2 separate regions of the Homo sapiens genome follow, and region 1 is linked to region 2. Evidence: chromatin contacts called from ENCODE Hi-C or POLR2A ChIA-PET data. All regions are on one chromosome and are shown on one strand. Each heading gives the region's core, a stretch centred on a gene start or an enhancer-like site at or near the end of the contact. The rest is flanking DNA. Distances are from core to core; before and after follow the strand shown. Region 1 has its middle 54 kb from the start of PIAS1. Region 2 has its middle 25 kb from the start of RNU6-1.

What was found. A loop is a pair of places that touch in the nucleus more often than their neighbours do. ChIA-PET counts read pairs that join two places held with the same protein, here RNA polymerase II (POLR2A). Pooled maps may share reads with other maps.
Region 1: a loop to region 2 is called in a map of MCF 10A, with 4 times the contacts of the local background. The contact joins two enhancer-like sites. A Hi-C loop is called at or near these places in 4 of 168 maps with a recorded cell type or tissue (CD14-positive monocyte, MCF 10A, PC-3 and 1 more) and 4 of 50 pooled maps. POLR2A ChIA-PET finds 5 or more read pairs at or near these places in 4 of 52 experiments (B cell, GM12878, MCF 10A and 1 more).

Annotation. Positions count from the first base shown.
Region 1 is chr15:67,996,795-68,003,127 of GRCh38, reverse strand. No RefSeq gene overlaps it. Among named protein-coding and RNA genes, the nearest start is that of PIAS1, 54 kb to the left of the region's middle. Within about 2 kb of position 4,132, at least 3 of the 41 ENCODE cell types and tissues checked have a DNase peak (open chromatin) inside an H3K27ac peak, as active enhancers do.
Region 2 is chr15:67,862,272-67,868,131 of GRCh38, reverse strand. No RefSeq gene overlaps it. Among named protein-coding and RNA genes, the nearest start is that of RNU6-1, 25 kb to the right of the region's middle. RefSeq lists an enhancer at 5,326-5,415. Within about 2 kb of position 4,576, at least 13 of the 41 ENCODE cell types and tissues checked have a DNase peak (open chromatin) inside an H3K27ac peak, as active enhancers do.

The sequences.
Region 1 (6,333 bases), core at 2,883-5,382, 140 kb before region 2:
TTATTTACTGGAGGTAGAGCCCAGGAGTCAAAGGCTGAGGTACCAAGCCATGTGAATTTCATAACTGTTTCATGTTACTTACAAATGAGCCATAACTGAGGTATTATTAATGGAAAGCAAACTCAATATGGCGCTCACTAAATGGAACTCTTCCAGCGTACAAAATGGGAAAGGAGATAAAGGAAATAGATCTGTCTTAGACTAGGGCAACTGTTCTGAAAATTTTGGTCTCAGGATCCTTTTAAGCTCTTAAAATTTATTGAGGATCCTAGAAACTTTGTTTACGTGGGCTATATCTGTCAACATTTACAGTATCAGAAATTAAAACAGAACATTTATTATTTATTCTTCTAAAAACAACAAACTCATCACATGTTGAACATAAATAACATATTTTATGGAAAATAACTATATTTTCCACAAAAATATAGAAGAGTGGCATTGTTTTAGATTTTTGCAAATATCTTCAATGTTTGGCTAACAGAAGATAGCTGAATTCTCCTATCTGCTTCTGCATTCAATCTGTTGCAACCCTATATTGTTTTGATTGAGGTACATGAAGACAATCCAGCCTCACACAGATCTGTAGAGGGACAAGGAGGAGTATTTTAACAGCTTTTTCAAATAATTGTGGATATTCCTCTTTGATATCACACTAAAACTCATTAAGTGATACTTTCTTAAAGGATAGTTGCAATGTGGATTCTGAAATCACAGCATAATTTTACTGTATATGTGTAATTCCTAAACAATGTATTCTTTCTTTTTTGCTTACTTTTGAATTTTAAAAAATAGTATTATACTGTATATATATTCTTCTGCAACTTGCTTTCTGTGCTCAACATTATGAGGGTCATCCATTTTAATGACTGTAACTCAAGGTTTCTTAACCTGGATGCTATGACATTTTGGGCTGGATAATCGTTTGTTATGAGGGGCTGTGCAGTACATTGTAGGATGTTTAACAGCATCCCTGGCCTTTACTCATTAGGTGCTAGTAACATCCCTCCAGTTGTAACAACTGAAAATGTCTCCAGACACTGCCAAATGTCCCCCGGGTGGAGGATAAAATCACCCCTGTTTGAGAACCACTGCTGTAACTGGAATCCATTTATCTTCACAGCTGTTAAGCATACCATTCTATGACAATACTCCATTTATTTATCCAGTTTCCTATTGTTGGGCATTCGGGTTGTTTTTACTTTTTGGCTATTACAAATCATGCTGCCATAATTAGTTTTGAGCATGAGTTTCTCTAGACTGGAATATATATCCAGGGGTAACATTTCAGAGTCATTTCGTATGAGATGGTCAGCTTTATATAATGATATTATTTAGTTCTTTAAAACAGATCCCTATTAGATACCATGAGCTCTCAATGCCTTCAATCATTTATACATTTGCTTGAGTTCCCTCATCTCTCTTGTGCTCCAGAAGCCATGGCAGGGAGCAGAAAGATCCGGTGGACAAGAGGGACAGAGAAAAGGATGGGCCTGAGGAATGGCCCCAGGAAGGAAATGGAGGAAGTCTGGATTGTTTAGCTGCACCAGGGTCATCCAGGACCTGACTGCATCCTGACTTTTGGGCCCCATCCATGCACCACCTTGTGCCCCACATACTCCAGATTACTCCTCGTGTCTCTGCTGGGGCTGTCCCCATGCCTTGCATATCCTTTCCTGCCTCCTCCGCCTATCAAAAACTTCCTGACTTTTAAGGCCCAGTTCACACGCTGCCTCCTCCCAGAGCCTTGAGCCCCACAGCCTTTGGTTGGTCATTGTCTGGCAATCATCGTCTCCTTTGCTTCTAGAATCTTCTTGAGAGCAGGAGCCAGAGGAAAAACTGTCCTATCGTTCACCAGAAAATTCACACAATCCACAGTCATGTGCCCAGTTTGCACATGGAACAGTACAGAGGAACATATGACGCATTCCATCCTGCTCTCGCAGGCTTGAGGTATAGAGGACAAACCTAGGCCCTCAGAGTACAGGGATCCTGACTCCAGCACTTAGCAGCTGATCCATTTAGCCACTTAATCCTACTTTCTCATTTACAAAAAAAAAAAAAAAAAATCTTAATACCTACCTCAAGAAGTTGATGGATTAGATGAGCTCATGTCAGAGCCTGACACATAGTAGGCTCCCAACACATGTTCTTTCTCTTTCCCACTTGCACCCAATGCAGTGACTTGCACATCAAGGTGCTCAATAATATTTGTTAAATGAACTAAGCCTTTACTCTTCTGGTGGGTCCTATCAGGGCTGCCCTGGCTCATCATTCTTGGCTTGGTTCTTTTTCTTAAGCTTTGAACTTTGGCTAGATCTGAACTAATGGTGTCCTTTTACCACATCTGATCTCCCTGTGGGAAGTCACAAGCACTCTGGAGAGTGCTTGACCCATCCAAAGAAAGTAGCTTGTGGTCAGCTCCATCCAAATGTCAAAAGCCAGAATCTTCCGATTTTCAAGAGAATCCCCAAATTGGGGTTTTAATGAATAGCTTTTGATATTTAAATGCTTGCAACAGATTTCTTTTTCTTTTTCTTGAGTTGGAGTCTCACTGAGTCACCCAGGCTGGAGTGCAGTGGCGAGATCTTGGCTCACTGCAACCTCCACCTCCCAGATTCAAACAATTCTCCTGCCTCAGCCTTCCGAGTAACTGGGATTACAGGCGTGCACCACCATGCCCTGCTAATTTTTGTGTTTTTAGTGGAGACGAGGCTTCACCACATTAATCAGGCTGGTCTCAAACTCCTGACTTTAAGTAATCCCCCCAGCTCAGCGTCCCAAAGTGCTGGTATTACAGGCATGAGCCACTGTGCCCGCAGATTACTTTTTTTTTTTTTAACATCATATAGGACTAATTGGAAGTGTCTAACTCTGGCTTTGGCCAGTGGGCAGCCAGTTTGCAGCCTTCACTTAAAGCCAGCCACTATGCGCCCATTTTCACGTGGCCATGGAGGTAATTGCCCTTAGCCTTAAGAAGAAGGCTTTTACACAGGGCTTCTAGGAATCCTCTCCACTGAGGTTACCCCAGGCTAAAGGCTAAGGGAAGGGGAAGAAAGCCAATACTTATAGATACACCCCACAGAATACACCCACAATCTCCCTTGATTCCTACAGCAGCCCTGTGAATTAGGTGTTATCATCACCCCATTTGACAGAGGAGGAGACAGAAGTGCAGAGATATTAGATCATTTGCCAAAATTCCACTTTGCTGCTAAGTTATAGCATTGGGATTTGAGCCCAGGACTGCCTGACTAGTCTATAAATTCTGACTAGACTATAAATTAATAAAGAAAAGGGAGAAATGGTACCTTATTCTCTGTATCCTTCCAAACACAGGACTGGGCATGCACATAGTTAGTGCTCAGTAGGCACTGTTGATTGAAGTTCAATTGATTGACTGAGTAAAGACATGCTTATGGCCATATCTTCTCAACACTTAAACAAGAATTTGAAATTTGGCTTGTCTGTCTATGCCAGATAGACAAACTCCCCCATCGAATAAGAAAAAAAAGCCACACCCATATAAATAAATTGAATTGTCGGAATTGAGTCATTGTTGTGGCATCAAACAGATGTAGAGCAAATATTTAAAAGAGTAGAGTTGTGTGGGCTGGGCACAGTGGCCCATGCTTGTAATCCCAACACTTTGGGAGGCCGAGGAGGGAGGAGTTCAAGAACAGCCTGGACAACATAGTGAGACCACACCTCCATAAAAAAATTGAAAATTTTAGGCTAGGCAGAGTGGCTCATGCCTATAATCCCAGCACTTTGGCAGGCTGAGGTGGGAGGATCACTTGAGCCCAGTTCAAGGCCAGCATGGGCACCATAAGGAGACCCTTTATCTTGGAAAAACAAACAGAAAGAAAATAAAAGAATAGAATTGTGATTTCCTACCAGCTTTCTATAATCTGTTCCTATTTTCCCAATTCCTCATTCCTCCAAAAGAACATTTTTCACAGTTAAAAAATAATCTCCAATTATTCTTTCATGAGCACGTCCTGAGTGGGATTCCATAGCTTATAAACTTTCAGTTAGTGTGAGTGGCTGATGATGATGACAATGATGCCTCAACTATGCACAGTGATTAATATCTCAATGTCAGTATTTCACAATATGGAGCTCAAGTTACAGTCTTAAACCAGGGGAAAAACATGAGAGGTATTTTTAGTGAAAATCCTTGTTGAAAGACTCCCCACCTATAGAAACATACAGAATAGCTGCAGGGGAGTAGATCATCGTTTTCCTAAAATTTTGGCAAGAAACTGTGAGGAGTCCTGATAAGGCTGGCAACACGGAAGAATATTTTTTCCTCTTGGTGGCACCCAGCCAGCTCCTGGCAGCCCTGTGCCAGCTTCCCAGAGCTGCAAATGGCTTGGAGCAATTTTATCTTGACTTTATTATCCTAACTCACAACCTATAGAAGCAATAAAAGAGAAAACACGACGGAGGAAATGTGAAGCAGTAGCAATGGGCCATGACCAATTTAAGATGAAGTTCAAAATGCACAACCGAGCTACAGACTTAGTCCAAATTTGAACTTAGTAGGTACTAAGGTGGATAAGCCCCCCAAAATGTAGTGGCGTTAGAAAAATACAAGGAAAAGAACTATAATATTCCTTGGACTCCACGTGGGGCCAGACAGGCAGAGATTCTTTTTCCTCCCTCTTGGGAGACTTGAAATGGAAGTCATGGATGATAAAAATGATTTTCTATGTAATTCATAGGGCTATAATATCATCTGTAGCATTACAAGTGATTGTAATACTACAGACACTGATCATCATTGATTCATGCATTAATTTATGAAATATGTTATGACATCCACTCTGCCCTTAAATAGCTCACAGTCCAGGGAGGGGCTTAGTCATGAAAACAAATAGTTAGAAGACAAAATGATAAGTTAGGTCAGGCATGATGACTCATGCCTATAATCCCAGCCCTTTGGGAGGCCAAGGCAGGTGGATCACTTGAGCCCAGGAGTTCAAGACCAGCCTGGACAACATAGTGAGACCTTGCCTCTACAAAAAATAAAAATACATTAGCCGAGTATGGTGGCACACACCTGTGGTCCCAGCTACTGGGAAGGCTAAGGCAGAAGGATTACTGAAGCCCAGAAAATTGAACCTACAGTGAGCTGTGATCATGCTACTGTACCCCAGCATGGGCAACACAGCGAGACCCTGTCTCAAAAAACAAACAAGCAAAACCCAAAATAAGTTATACAACAAAAAGATGGGATGCAGAGAGGAAAGAGTCTGATTTATCCCTTGAGGATAGCAAGCTGGGTGAAAACCTGAGATTCTGGGGCTGAGACAGGGAATTCTTCTTCATAGAGAGTTGGGCCACTAGAACCAGAAGTTTGAACCATGTCCAGGATCCATGCAGAAAATTAAAGTCAAAGGCAGAAGGAAAGTCCTAGGGCAGGAGGACAAGACAAATGGTTCAGAGGCAGCTTGCATTGCTGGAGCACAGAGCTCCAAATCCTGGAACCAAGGAGACCAGATTGATCACAAAAAGGTAGAGTCAGCATCAATTGCCTGAGTAATTCCCTCAGTCCCAGCAGCCCTGTCACTTCTTTGGGCCCCACCTCATGATCAAGCAACCAATGAGTTAAGATGGCCCAACAGGGGCCCCAGGACCACACTTCATGCCAGGCCTGCTTCTGTGTGGATTGCTTCTACATGCTGGTCAGGGGAGTGATGTGAGAGTAGATCAGCTAGCTTGGAGGGCTAAGGATGCAATGAAGGCAGAGCCTTGCCCTTGCTCTTGGGGGGAAAGGGGGATGTTTTCTCAGAGACACTGATAAACAGGCAGGTGTTCATCTGGTAGAAATAGGAAGTGAGGGAGTGGCATGTGTAAAGGCAGGAAGCGTGTGACAGGCTGGGCAATGGGCTGGAGGGGTCATGGCTACCCATGAGCATCAGCCAGTTGAGTTGAGCTATTTGGGGGACCCTTGGGTATGGCCTTGGTTACAGGTATAGGACTTTATCCCATAGACAAAGAGAAGGAAGATGTTCTCTTCAATTAAGAAGTGGTTCTGGGCCGGGCACGGTGGCTCATGCCTGTAATCCCAGCACTTTGGGAGGCCAAGGCAGGCGGATCATGAGGTCAAGAGATCGAGACAATCCCGGCCAACACGGTGAAACCCCGTCTCTACTAAAAATACAAAAATTAGCTGGGCATGGTTGTGTGTGTCTGTAATCCCAACTACTCAGGAGGCTGAGGCAGGAGAATTGCTTGAACCTGGGAAGCGGAGGTTGCAATGAGCCAAGATCGCACCACTGCCCTCTAGCCTGGCGACAGAGCAAGACTTTGTCTCAAAAAAAAAAA
Region 2 (5,860 bases), core at 3,327-5,826:
TAATTAGCATTTTCATGTTTTCTCCATAGATATTTTTAATTAAGTACATTACTAGATTTTTTTATACTTTGTCGTTGCTGTTGTGAATAGATGTTGTTTGTGGTGAAGACAAATGTTAAGGATTTATTTTTGGTCAATCTTCTATCTACTAAATGACTGAATTATCTTAATTTTAAAAGTCTATGCTGATTCTCTTTGCTTTTCAAGACAAATGAAAATATCTTCACATAGTGACAATTTTATTTCTTCTCATCCTGTATGTCTTACATTTTTCTTCATTCATAGCTTTGTCTGGAACTTCTATTATTATATAGTAAATGATAGCAGTACAGTTGGATGCCTTATTTTGTTCCAGATGTTAAAGTGAATGCTCCTAGTTTCTTCATTAAGTGTAGTGTTTGCTTTAAGTTTTTGCTATATAACCAGTTTTTTCTGAGACAGGGTCGTGCTGTGTCTCCCAGGCTGGAGTGAAGTGGTGTAATCATGGCTCACTGCAGCCTCGACCTCTGAGGCTCAAGCCATCCTCCCACCTCAGCCTCCCAAGTAGTTAGGACTATAGGCATGTGCCACCACCCCTGGCTAATTATTGTATTTTTGGTAGAAATGGGGTCTCACTATGTTGTCCAAGCTAGTCTCGAACTCCTGGGCTCAAGCAATCCTCCTGCCTTGGCCTCCCACAGTGCTGGGACTACAAGTGTTAGCCACTGCACCTGGCCCTATATAACCTTTATCAAATTAAACACACCTTTCCTATTTCCAGTTTGCTAAGTTTTTTTTTTTTTTCATTTTCATAAGTTCAAGGAAGTCATATGCTGAGTTATTCATAAATAAAAAATAGGTGAAAAACTTTATCAATATGCTGCTTTTTCTTCACCATTTGAGATACTCATGTGATTTTTTTCATGTGATTTTTGTCCTTTATTAAAGTGGGGTGATTTTCAATGTTGAGCTGGAATTCCTGGGATAAACCTACTTTCAAAAAACATATAACTAGATTAGTTGCTATTTTATTTAAGATTCTTTTTTTTTTTTTAACAGAGTCTCGCTCTGTTGCCCAGGCTGGAGTGCAATGGAGCAATCTCGGCTCACTACAACCTCTGCCTCCCAGGCTCAAGCGTTTCTCCTGCCTCAGCCTCCTAAGTAGCTAATATTACAGGTGCATGCCACCATGCCCAGCTAATTTTTTGTATTTTTAGTAGAGACGGGGTTTCACCATGTTGGCCAGGCTGGTCTTGAACTCCCGACCTCAAGTGATCTGCCTGCCTTGGCCTCCCAGAGTGCTGGGATTATAGGTGTAAGCCACCGTGTCTGGCCAGGATTTTTATACATGCATTCATAGGTGAAATGAACTTAATACATTTATTTATTGCTTTGTCCTTACTGATTTTGGAATCAAGATTATATTGGTTTCATAAAATGATCTGGGCAACTTTGGTCTTTTCTAACTTTCTGGAACAACTTATATAAGATAGAAATTAACTGATCCTTGAAAGTTCGGTACAACTCCAGAAACCCACAAGTTTTTCATTACCATGAATCCCTCCAGCTCCCCAAAAATAGTTTTCTACTGTTGACCACATTTTGAAAGATTTGGTTTAAATTAATATGTATGACTTTTTCTTTCCCCAGGTGACTGCGTGCTGTAGAGAAAGTACCCACAGCTCTGCAGAATGGTGCCATGACAAACTCAAAGTCATCACCCTCAACTGGACAGTCAACTCTTTTATTGTCCTCAAGTTAAAGGGTCGCACCTCTCTCCTCAAGTCCCCTTCTCAGGCTCACCTATTACCTTTGGATAGATGACCCAACCTCCTACTTGACTGAGAAAAGGTAGCCACTAGGGACTAGCCTCTTGAATCCACCTACCTCCTTACAATGATTCTGTCTACACCCAATCATACCTCTTTCCATCAGTCTCCAAACACAAGGTGTCCCTTCTTAAATCCAAGACAATCTCTGTAAACCTGCTCCAAATCCCCTCCCTTTCTCCCATGGACTTTGCCTGTTTTGACATCCCCTCTCTGTCCCGAAGTTTAAACTCTACCTCGCTATGGGGCTTGGGGGGCTCATTTTCCTCGGTTCAGCAACAGACTCAAATCTCACCCATCCCAAAATAAAATCCCTCCTTTGTGTGCTGTGGGGCAGACATTCTCACGCACTGCAGGTGGGAATGTAAATTGGCAAGATCTTTCTGGGAAGCAATTTGGTAACCTGAGTCAAAAGCCTGAAAAATATTTGCACCCTTTGTCCCAGTAATCCTACCTCTAAAAAATTCATCTAAGGAAATAATCAGAAATGCTGACAAAGGTAGATGTTTAAAGATGTTAATCTCTCTGTTATTTTAACAGCAAAAATTGGAAACAATCTAAAGGCTTAACAATAGGGGATAACTTAAATAAATTGTACTTAAATGTAATAAAATACTGTACTATCACTAAAAATACAATTTTAAAAAGCATAATTGAATGGGAAACTGTTCATGAAGCAATGTTGGCTGTGAAGACGGCAGCACAGAAACAGTAGATACAGTCTGGTGCTGATTTTGTTACATATAAAAATAGCTAACACTTCTGGAATGTTAACTATTATATACGTTCTCTCACTCAATCCTCACAACATTCCTGTACAGTTAATACCGTTATTCACATTTTGTAGAGAAAGAAACCAACCAGAAAGAAAAATACCAATATTTGGCAGGGGGTACTGATGAATTTTATTTTCTTCATTCTCTTTATTTTCCCATTTTTATTTATTTTTATTTTTTATTTTGTAGAGATGGAGTTTTGACATGTTGCCCAGGCTGGTTTCAAACTCCCGGGCTCAAGGGATCCTCCCACCTCGGCCTCCGAAAGTGCTAGGATTACAGGCATGAGCCACTGCATCCAGCCTGTATTTTCCAATTATTTAAAGAGGAATTATTATTATTATCATTTTGTCAAACAGAAGTCCTGAATCATTGCTCCTCTTTCTGATTTATATATGCTAGTAGTGAATATTTTGGACAATACAGAGAAAATGCAATTTCCATTACTGCTACTCCAACTGCCACAGACAGCCACTGTGGACAGTTTGGCTTTTGTATTTCTATTTGCCTCTAAAATGTGTATGTAGACATATGCACTTTAAAAAGCAAACACGCCGGGCGCAGTGGCTCACACCTGTAATCCCAGCACTTTGGAAGGCCGAGGTGGTGGATCGCTTGAGGCTGGGAGTTCGAGAGCAGCCTGGCCAACATGGTGAAACCTCCTCTCTACTAAAAATACAAAAATTAGCCAGGCGTGGTGGTGTGCGCCTGTAATCCCAGCTACTCAGGAGGCTGAGGCAAGAGAATCACTTGAACCTGGGAGGCGGACGTTGCGGTGAGCCAAGATCGCATCACTGCACTCCAGCCTGAGCAACAGAGTGAGACTGTGTCTCAAACAAAAACAAAACAAAAACAACAAAAAAAGATCATGGAAACGTGGCTGTACATAGAACTCTACAATTTGGGCCGGGTGCGGTGGCTCACGCCTGTAATCCCAGCACTTTGGGAGGCCGAAGCGGGTGGATCACGAGGTCAGGAGTCCGAGACCAGCCTGATCAACATGGTGAAACCCCGTCTCGACTAAAAATACAAAAGTTAGCCAGGCGTGGTGGCGGGCGCCTGTAGTCCCAGCTACTCGGGAGGCTGAGGCAAGAGAATTGCTTGAACCCGGGAGGTGGAGGTTGCAGTGACACAAGATCGCGCCACTGCACTCCAGCCTGGGTGACAGAGCGAGACTCCGTGTCAATAAATAAATACATACATAAATAACAACAACAACAAAAAAGAACTCTACAATTTGAGTCCAAAAGTGGCTGCATTTTGATGTCCAGGGGTCGCCGTCCTGCGGGAAGAGGATGTGCAGCGCCCGTTTCTGCTGAAGGGACCAGTTTACTTACGCCAGGCAGACAGCCATCTCTGTGCTGCCCCACCCCAAGAGCTCCAAGTCTGGGCCTAGGAGAACTGAGTTCCTGTCCTAATTCTGCCATTTACTAGCTCTCCTAATCAACTTTTTTCTTTGGGAGCCCGTTTGCCCACTTTCAGACGGGGCAACAGTTCTTGTCTTGCCCACTTTAAGGGAACACTGTGACGTTCCAAGGGGCTGACGGGTGTGACTGGTTAAATCCCGCACCCAAGACAGTGGTCTTGGGACTCCTGTCCCTCCTCCCCATTTCCCGCTGCCTCAGGAATCCTTCGACCTGGCTTAAGGAGAAGAGAGGCCAGCGGCCGCGGGAGGGGCAGGGACCTTGTGCCCTGCACAGCACTAGAGACCAGAAGCTCCAGGCTGGCTTTCCAGCCTTCCCGCCCACTCAAGAGTCCTGCGGCGCGCCCTGCATAGTGGAAGGACTCGCCGCGTGCGGACGCGTAAGGGAGGCCCCTGGAGTGCAGCGGTGGAAGAGGGGAAACGCCGGGACTCTGGAAAGCAGGCTGCGTGGCGTCTACTTCCAACGCACGTTTTAAAGGCACTGCGGGCGCGAGCCGGCGCAGAGGCTGGGGCCCTCCTCCGCGGAGCCGCCGCCCTCTGGTGGCGGCGTGCGAAAGTTACAGCAGTTCGCTCTGCCCCGGCTCCCCGCGCAGGGGTTGAGGGACTGGGTTGCCACTCACACATATTCTAAGCCAGGGGCCCTTAGGGAGCTCCCAATTGAGACCTGAAACCGGCCCGAAGGGGAAGCCTGACATGGGGAAGCCAGGACTGGGACCTGGGACTCCGGCTGCGCCCCCGATTGACGCTTACAATAGCACAATTATGGTCATTGTGAACGCCAAAAGCCCCAGACAGTTAAGATTTCATTCAGGCCATTGCAATAGGGAGAACGTTCATTAATGAGGAGCATCTCAAAGGGGACTGGGGTTTTAGAGAGGCAGGTAAACAATGGAGTCATCAGCGAATCTTAGGGAATAGTAAGAAAGGATGGAGATCCGTATTTCCTTGGGATGCGAGCTTAAGGTGGTCCTTTGTGGCTTAGCTCTTTCCTTGGAACTTAAAGAGGTTGGAGAACTTTATCGTCGCTGCCTTCTGGAGGCACAGGGCTCAGATAAAGGTCAACATTGTCATAGTAAATGGTGCATGATGCAGGACAGCCATTTAAGAGGTGAGGGAAGTGAGACCCAGACCACCCAACTGAAATTTTGTGGCTGAAGCAAGATTCCAACCTGCAGACACCAAGACAGCAAAAAGTCCCCAACATGAAGTGCAGAGTTCCCTTGGAGAGTAAGATCAGAAGCTCAGGATGAGTTCCGCCAACAGCGGAAATGACGTCCTCCAAGACATGGAATCAACCTACGTCTCCATCAACAGATGATTGGATAAATAAAATATGATCTGTATACCCAATGGAATCGTGTTCAGACACAAAAATGAATGAAATTGTGTCTTCTGCAGCAGCATGGATGGAACTGGAGGTTGTTAGGTGAAAAAAGTCAGACACAGAAAGACAAATACTCATGTTCTCACTCATAAGTGGGAACTAAATAATGTATACATATGGGTGTGAGTATGAATGATAGTGGACGCAGAGAAGGGGATGTGGGGATGGATGATGAGAATTCACTTAATGGGTACAATGTATGTTATTTGGGTGATGGATACCCTGAAAGCCTGACATCACCACTACGAATTCTGTGCATGTAACAAAATTATACTTGTATCCCATAAATTTATACCAATCCAAAAATAAATAAATAGAAAGAAATTACCTGCTCCACAGCTTCTGGTTTGATAGAACGTATTGGAGAAGCATTGGGATTACCCAGATTACCCCAGGTATAGGGGAAGGGGGCTATGAAGTTACAGTGAAGACCCCCTAGTCAAGCCTCAGGAAGGGCCAGAAACAAGGC